Regions from separate parts of the Homo sapiens genome. Here all the other regions are linked to region 1. A link is a loop called in an ENCODE intact Hi-C map of the cell type or tissue named here. Cell type or tissue: MCF 10A. All regions are shown on one strand.

What was found. Peaks named below come from ENCODE experiments on the same cell type or tissue, not always from the same donor. Only the 100,000 strongest peaks of a DNase experiment are listed, where the experiment ranks them.
Region 2: it touches region 1 in a loop (7-fold over the local background); 2 of 110 quality-filtered maps call a loop at or near these places.
Region 3: a loop joins it to region 1, with 14 times the contacts of the local background. A loop is called at or near these places in 30 of 110 quality-filtered maps.

Annotation. Positions count from the first base shown.
Region 1 is chr22:17,057,072-17,059,571 of GRCh38, reverse strand. It overlaps CECR7 (cat eye syndrome chromosome region, candidate 7), which reads right to left. Exons shown (of 4, transcript NR_152826.1): 4 at 1-2,055. Among named protein-coding and RNA genes, the nearest start is that of CECR7, 22 kb to the right of the region's middle. RefSeq lists an enhancer at 1,043-1,543. In MCF 10A, a CTCF peak has its summit at 1,197 (motif pointing right); a DNase peak (open chromatin) is centred at 1,211.
Region 2 is chr22:16,773,528-16,776,027 of GRCh38, reverse strand. No RefSeq gene overlaps it. Among named protein-coding and RNA genes, the nearest start is that of LINC01665, 26 kb to the right of the region's middle. In MCF 10A, a CTCF peak has its summit at 1,274 (motif pointing left); a DNase peak (open chromatin) is centred at 1,227.
Region 3 is chr22:16,931,842-16,934,341 of GRCh38, reverse strand. It overlaps the pseudogene IGKV1OR22-1. Among named protein-coding and RNA genes, the nearest start is that of GAB4, 75 kb to the left of the region's middle. RefSeq lists an enhancer at 191-1,390. In MCF 10A, a CTCF peak has its summit at 1,554 (motif pointing left); no DNase peak of the experiment used is centred here.

The DNA of each region.
Region 1 (2,500 bases):
GCTGGGGCACAGTCAGGTCTTTCTCATCCCACGAGGCCATATTTCAGACTATCACATGGGGAGAAACCTTGGACAATACCCCACTTTCAAGGGCAGAGGTCCCTGCGGCTTTCCGCAGTGCACTGTGCTCCTGTTTTATTGAGACTAGAGAATGGCGATGACCTTTACCAAGTATACTGCTTGTAAACATTTTGTTAACAAGGCATATCCTGCACAGCCCTAGATCCCTTAAACCTTGATTTTATACAACACATATTTTTGTGAGCTCCAGGTTGGGTCAAAGTGGCTAAGGCAAAGTGGCTGGGGCAAAGCTACAAATTAACAACATCTCAGCAAAGCAACTGTTTAAAGTACAGGTCTTTTTCAAAATGGAATCTCTTATGTCTTCCCTTTCTACATAGACACAGTGACAGTCTGATCTCTCTTTCTTTTTCCTACGTACTGAACATGTACAAAATTTTCTTCTTGTCATTATTCCCTAGACAACTACTGACACAGCATTTACATTGAATTAGGTATCAGAAGTAATCTAGAGCTGATTGAAAGTGCATGCAGTGTGTACATAGGTTGTCTGCAAATGCTGCGCTGTTCTCTATCAGGGGCTTGGGCACCTGCAATGTTGGTATCTTCAAGGGAGGTTCCTGGAACCAATCCCCTACGGATACCGAGGAATGACAGTATTTGGGTTTTGATAGAAAGCTGAGAAACCCAGAACAGAGATAACCTCCTAGCAGTAGAAAGCTGAGTTAAAATCAGGAGAAGGCAGTGGCTAAATTCACAGTCATTTTACACACAAGAGCAAAACACATGTTTTACAACAATGGAGGAAAAACTCAGTGATCGCCCACTGAAGTGAATAAAAGTTACAGTGATAGTTACAACAACACAGCAATAGGGTATACTGAGAAGGAAGATGTCCTTCAAGAGTTTAGGGTTTTGTTGGGGGAGCCAGAGCCTCTCTCAGGATGCACCCTCCTTTGGAAGCACTGACTTGGCCCCTGGGCCCATGACATGGGAATAGCATGTGAGCCGGCCGAGTCCCAGCAACCCCTCAATTCAGTTTGTCTCCTTAGACAGCATCCACCTCCCCAATCCTCCATCAGCTCCTTTTCCAGTTTCCCCCATCCTGCACTTGTGCAAGGCAGGGAGGGAGTTGTCTGTGCTTAGGACAATTCCTCACATTGCCAGGAGAGGGCAGCAGATCACTCTCCCATCCCAGTTGCTGCCTTGGCGCTGTCCAGGATTCCAGTCATTTTTCAAGGGTTATTGAGAGCTTATGGAATAGGAGACCATTCCAGCCTCAGTTTCGGCCAGGCACTGGGAATGCAAAGCCGACTGAGATATGGGGTCCCGCTCTGCAGGAGCCCGTGGTCTAAGAAGGCAAGGCAGCCATGGAAACAGAAACAGGTCTAAAGAGTGGGGTGAGGCACTGGGGCAGAAGGCTCTTCAGGGGACTGTGGGGTCCCCATGAGGTGGCGAGAGGGGGGGCATCGGAAAACACCCAGCAGGAAGAGGTGCTAGAGCTGAGTCTTGGAAGCAGGTAAGTTTTCCCAGTTCCTAGGCCAGGCAAGGCACCCCAGGCAGAGGAGCTGGGCCTCCCGTGACACCACAGGGCGGGCTTGGGCTCAAACACAGGGTGCTGGGGCAGGAGGAACATCTCAGGGAGGGGAGGATCATGGAGGGCTGTCCTCCCTGGCCATGCTAAGGAATCTGTACCAGGACCCAAAGGGAACCGGGAAGCCACTGAAGGGTTTAGGAGAAGGACCAAAGCAGACCTGCACTTTTACATGACAGCTTCCTGTTCTGCCTGTGGAGGATGGACATGGCAGGATGGAGAAGGGAAGGCCTGAAGGCCACTGGCCAGGTCAGCTTGGCTTGAACTGGGTAGGAGAGCGACGGTGGTGGTCTGAACTAAGGCAGGAGCAGTGGGAGTGGAAAGCGGGGTGGGCGTGAGGTTGAAATGACAGGTCTTTGGCTGGATGGGGGCTGGGCCGGATGAGGGCAGAGGTCTTTCAACTTTCTGGCTTTAGTGGCTGGAGTGAGTGCTGGTGGCAGCTGATGAGACAAAGAACACAGGGGAGGAAGACATCTCTGGAGAAAGACTATGAGTCGTTGACAAATATGGGGCATCACCCAGTCCCCCATTTCATTCCCACTATACCCCCTAATCTAGATCCTTGCTATTTTTCATCAGTTCTGAAATACTGGCTTCTTGTTGGGTCTCACAAGGTCCAGTCTCTCTGTTGGAGGTGCCTGGGAATTCTATATTTCAATACGTGCTTATGAACAACCTGTCTGGGGCAGGCACTGTGATGAGTTCCTTCTCCTACAGAGCTTATGGCCTAGTGCAGAGCGAAGGTAGTGAAGGAAGAGACAGACGGTGAAGCTCATGGTTGAAGTCCAGTGTGCAGCACGGTCTCATGAGTCTTCGAACAGGCTGCAAGGAGAGCATTCCAGGTGGGGCCTGCGATCTGGACTTCGGAGTGTCGAGGAGGTTTCC
Region 2 (2,500 bases), 280 kb after region 1:
ATAAAACTAGAGACTGCCCCCCCTCTTTTTTTTTGAGACGGAGTTTTGCTCTGTCACGCAGGCTGGACTGCAGTGGCACAATGTCAGCTCACTGCAACCTCTGCCTTCCATGTTCAAGTGATTCTACTGCCTCAGCCTCCCAAGTAGCTGAGACTACAGGTGCCCACCACCACACCTGGCTAATTTTTATAATTTTAGTAGAGATGGAGTTTCACCATATTGATCAGTCTGGTCTTGAACTCCTGACCTCAAGTGATCCATCCCCCTCAGCCTCCCAAAGTGCTGGGATTACACGCACGAGCCACTGTGACCGCCTGAGCCCCATTTTCTAAAAACTGAAAAATGTATAATATTTGGAAACTAAACAATACACTCTTCAACAACCTATGGCTAATTGAAGAATCTGCAAGAAATTAAAGAATCCTTGCAGATAAATGGAAAATTAAAGCATATTGAAACTTCTGGGATGCAGCAAAATCAATACTGAGAAATATATAGTTGCAAACATAGACACATAAAGAAGAAATGTAAAATTATCAATTCACACACAAGGAAGTAGAAAAAGTGCAAACTAGAGAAGAGTACTTTTACAAAAAAATGACATAGTAAAGGAAGCTGGCATGTTTCCCCACCAACCCTAGCTCCCCCTCCCCCCAAGAACACATACAGGAAACCAAAAACCGATATACATTGCATAGGTTATCACCAGCAATAACTCAGAGCTCAAATATGAGGATGAGGCAGCTCCTAGGGTGACAGAGAAGTGAAGAAACCAGGCAGATGATAAGAAAGTTTGGCTTTTATATTCATGACACTCTTCCCCTAGTCTGCTGGCAACGAAGTGTAAAAAAAAAAAAAAATCCTCTGTCTCATGCTTACTACACTGGATTAAATAAAGTTGAAGTGGACAACACAAGCCACTTTTGATTTCCTGGCAGGAAACCTGTTCCTGTCTTAACCCACAGGAAGCCTTGTGAATGCCTGAAAGAAGAAGAATTCCTGAGGACAACCAGGGACAAGGCAGAAAGGCAGGACTACCACCTCCAGCCTTGATATCTTAGCCATAGGAGATGCCAAACCAGAGTGCCTGTGCAGCAGTACCATGAGGTAGGAGGTATATTTCATAATTTCCCTAGGCACAAACTTATAGCCAGCCTTCCCTCACTGTTAGCATAGCCCCTTCAGGATCTCTCTGATAGGGGACTGGCAGCAATCCTAAGCTTGCTAGAGCTGAGGCAAACCTTGGCTTAAGGCACCATCTACTGTCAAAACAAAGGAACTGACGTAGCTGAAAGCAAGCAAACAAAAACCCACCATAGGTGTGTCTAAAAAAACCTCAACGCAAATATATTCAGTAAAACACAAAATAATACAGAGAAAAGAATGAACTGAATAACTAGTCCTTCAATAAAAAGATATAGATGTATAACCACTAGAAATAATACCGAACAAGGAATCATAATCTTCCCAAATGGACAAAGCACTAAACCATTGACCAGTGCTAAATAATGTGATGGCTATCAGTGAGTTCTCTAATCAAGAATTCAAAATGGCGGTTTTCAGGAAATTCAGATCTCTAAAATGACAGAAAAGGAACTAATAAACTTCTGAGAGAAATTTTTAAAAATGAAATAATTTAAAAAATCCTGGAACTAAGAAACACATTGGCTGAAGTGAAAAATTCAAGAGACTCTCACCAGCAAAACAGATCAAACAACAAAAAAATCAAATGTGATTTTTAGAGTGAGCTCTAAAACAGGTTATTAGGGCTAGGTATGGTGGCTCACGCCTGTAATCCCAGCACTTTGGGAGGTTGAGGTGGGTGGATCACTTGCAGTCGGGAGTTCAAGACCAGCCTGGACAACATGCTGAAACCCTGTCTCTGCTAAGAATACAAAAATTTAGCTTGGCATAGTGGTGCACACCTGTAATTCCAGCTAGGTATTAGGTCTCCTATAGAATCGGTAATCTTGTCTCATTTGCTAGAAGCACAATTTAGATAAAATATAAAATGGATATAAGCCAGTGAGTTTTATATTACTCTATTGCTTTATTCATGGGTAAATTTTGTCAGGGCTATAAAATCTGCTTGCCTTTATCTATATTTTTAGCATATAGATGAACTGTGTGTGATATATTTCTACCTCTGGATGTTAGTACCAAGTTAATTTTTAATATCACTTAAAAGGGTGCTATCCAAATTGGCTAAGAGATAAATGAGCATTATTGTGAATTACATACTCCTAAAAATCCTAGAAATAGACAATCAAGTTCACATGACTCATGAAAATGTTTAGTAAATGAGATTAGTTTAAAATAGTTTATTGCACACAGCCACAGATTACAAGTTATTGTTATTATTAACTGCAAGAATACATTTGCGGGCCAGGCATGGTGGCTAACGCCTGTAATCCCTGCACTTTGGGAAACCAAGGCAGGTGGATCATCTGAAGTCAGGAGACCAGACCAGCATGGCCAAGATGTTGAAATGCCATCCTTA
Region 3 (2,500 bases), 130 kb after region 1:
TAAATAATCCCAATACACCAATGGAATATATTATTTCATCAGGTACTCAGCAGTATTTCAAATTTTGAGAAGTATCAAAAAATGTGCTCTGTGACAAAGTGGTCCCCAGGAAGAAACACGTTATTTACAGACATATCTGTACTGCCCTGGTTTGACCTGGGACCCTAGGGACATTGTTCCTATGCTGAGTTACTGAGATGAGCCAGCCCTGCAGCTATGCCCAGCCTGCTCCACTCCCTGCTGATTAGCATGTTCCCAGAGCACAGCCCCCTGCCCTGAAGACTTCTTAATAGGCTGGTCACACCCTGTGCAGGAGTCAGCCCCAGTCAGGACACAGCACGGACGCGAGGGCCCCCACTCAGCTCCTGGGGCTCCTGGGGCTCTGGCTGCCAGGTAAGGAAGGAGAACACTAGGAATTTACTCAGCCAGTGTGCTCAGTACAGCCTGGCTCTTCAGGGAGGGCTTCTTATAAATGATTGATTATGTAGATGTTTGTTTTTATGTTTCCAACCTCAGGTACCAGACGTGATATCCAGATGACCCAGTCTCCATCCTCCCTGTCTGCATCTGTAGGAGACAGAGTCACTATCACTTGCCAGGTGAGTCACAGCATTAGTAATAAATTAGTCTGGTATCAGCAGAAACCAGGGAAAGCCCCTACTCTCCTAATTCATGCTGCAACAAAACTGCAGACGGGGGTCCCATCCTGGTTCAGTAGCAGTCAATCTGGGACAGATTTCACTCTCACCATCAGCAGCCTGCAGCCTGCAGCGTGATGATTTGGCCACTTATTACTATCAACAGCATTACAGTTACCCTCCTACTGTGTTGCAAGTGATAACATAAACCACACAGGGAAGCAGATGTGTGAGGCTGGGCTGCCCCTGCTGCTCCTCCTGGTGCCCTCATCTGCTGAGAGCAATTCTCAAATTGCAGTCAAACTTTGAAGGTCATTGGAAAGTTTTGGTAGAAGGGTCTATGAAGTCTCCTGTATACCTTAACAGTCTTTCCTTCTCCTCATCCCCAGTAGCACAGACATGGCAATGTCTCTCCTGATTTCATTAAGAAGTGATTATTACACCTGAGGAGTCTGAGTTATGGTGTCAGTTGTAATTAATATCTCAAAGAATAAGCCACTCTTGAAATTCCAAGTAGGATTATTTTTCTAAATATAGGGAATGAGAGTCTAAACAACAGCTTTTAAAAGGCTTGGGGGCATAGTAGTCAAAGATGCAAATACTACAAGAGAAAGATTATTTGGATCTCCTCAAGAATCCAGAGTGCATCTTCCACAGAAGGTGTAATTGCCAATCGTGTGGTCTTCAGACATTTCTGGGAAGCCCAGGTTCAGGGCTGCTGATGCTCTGCTTGGAGGGCCTGCCTGAATTCTGTAGCATTTGCTTACAAGTGAACAGCCAGCATCTTATTCCAGAGGGAACTAGCACATGCAGATGATCCAGATTTAACAACCACACCTTTTCTTTATGGACGTTGCCCTCTTTGACTTTTCCCGCAGCCTTTTTCATTCACTGTACTTCTGCTGACCCCTCATGGCCATGTCTGTGCCTCCCTGCTGTCTCTGAAGCTGGGGAAGCAGCTCTGCTTGCACATGTGGCAGATCTCAGGGCCTGAAATGTGCATCACCTAGAACAGCCCTCAATCAGTGAGAACAGGTGACGTGTATAAATACCCCAACTCCCTCACCTCTCAGGTGGAATAGCCCAGAGGCATTCTCTTATGTTTCCATGTGGGCTTCAGCTCTTGTGGTCCTCATGGGTAGCTGCTGGCTGACAGGCCTTTCACTGTCCATCATCTCTTCCCTGCCTCACTTTCTGCCTTCAGTCTCAGGGTTTCCTGCAGCTTGTAATTATGGTGCTCACATGGGAATCCTTGTCGTTAGAAACCCAACCTAAGACTATAGGCAAATCCTCATTAGTGGAGGTGTCATCAAATTGTTGATACTTCTCCTCTTATAATGGATAGAGAAATTTAGAAAATGTCTAAAACATTTAATTTGTTTTATCAGTCTCTCATAGATTCTGATTAAATAGCAATTCCTTTCTTCTGGGTCACAACATCAGAGGAGCCCCTAACAAATAGCTCCACACTATGAGGTCCACATTAGAGCAGCAGGAGAAGAATCTTCCAGCCCAGGAAACACCCAGACCAGAGGGCCCTGACTCAGATCCCTTCAGCTCTCTTGCTTTATAAAGCTGCTGGCTGCTCCCTGTTCTCCCTTCTCCCAGCCGTGAGGCTTTGGATTCTTCTTTAAGGAAGGCAGCTGGCAGACAATTAGGGGGTTTGGTAGTCTGAGTAAATTACTATCCCCCCATGAAAAGATGTTCACCTTCTACCCTCTGGAACCATAAAATTAGCCTTATATGGCAAAAGGAACTTAAAATCAGCCCCTTCTGCAGTTTCTTCTGCAAAAATGCAACTTTCTCAAAGACTTTAAATCTCTGAACAGCTTTATTTCAGACTTGGGGGAAGGGTCACATCT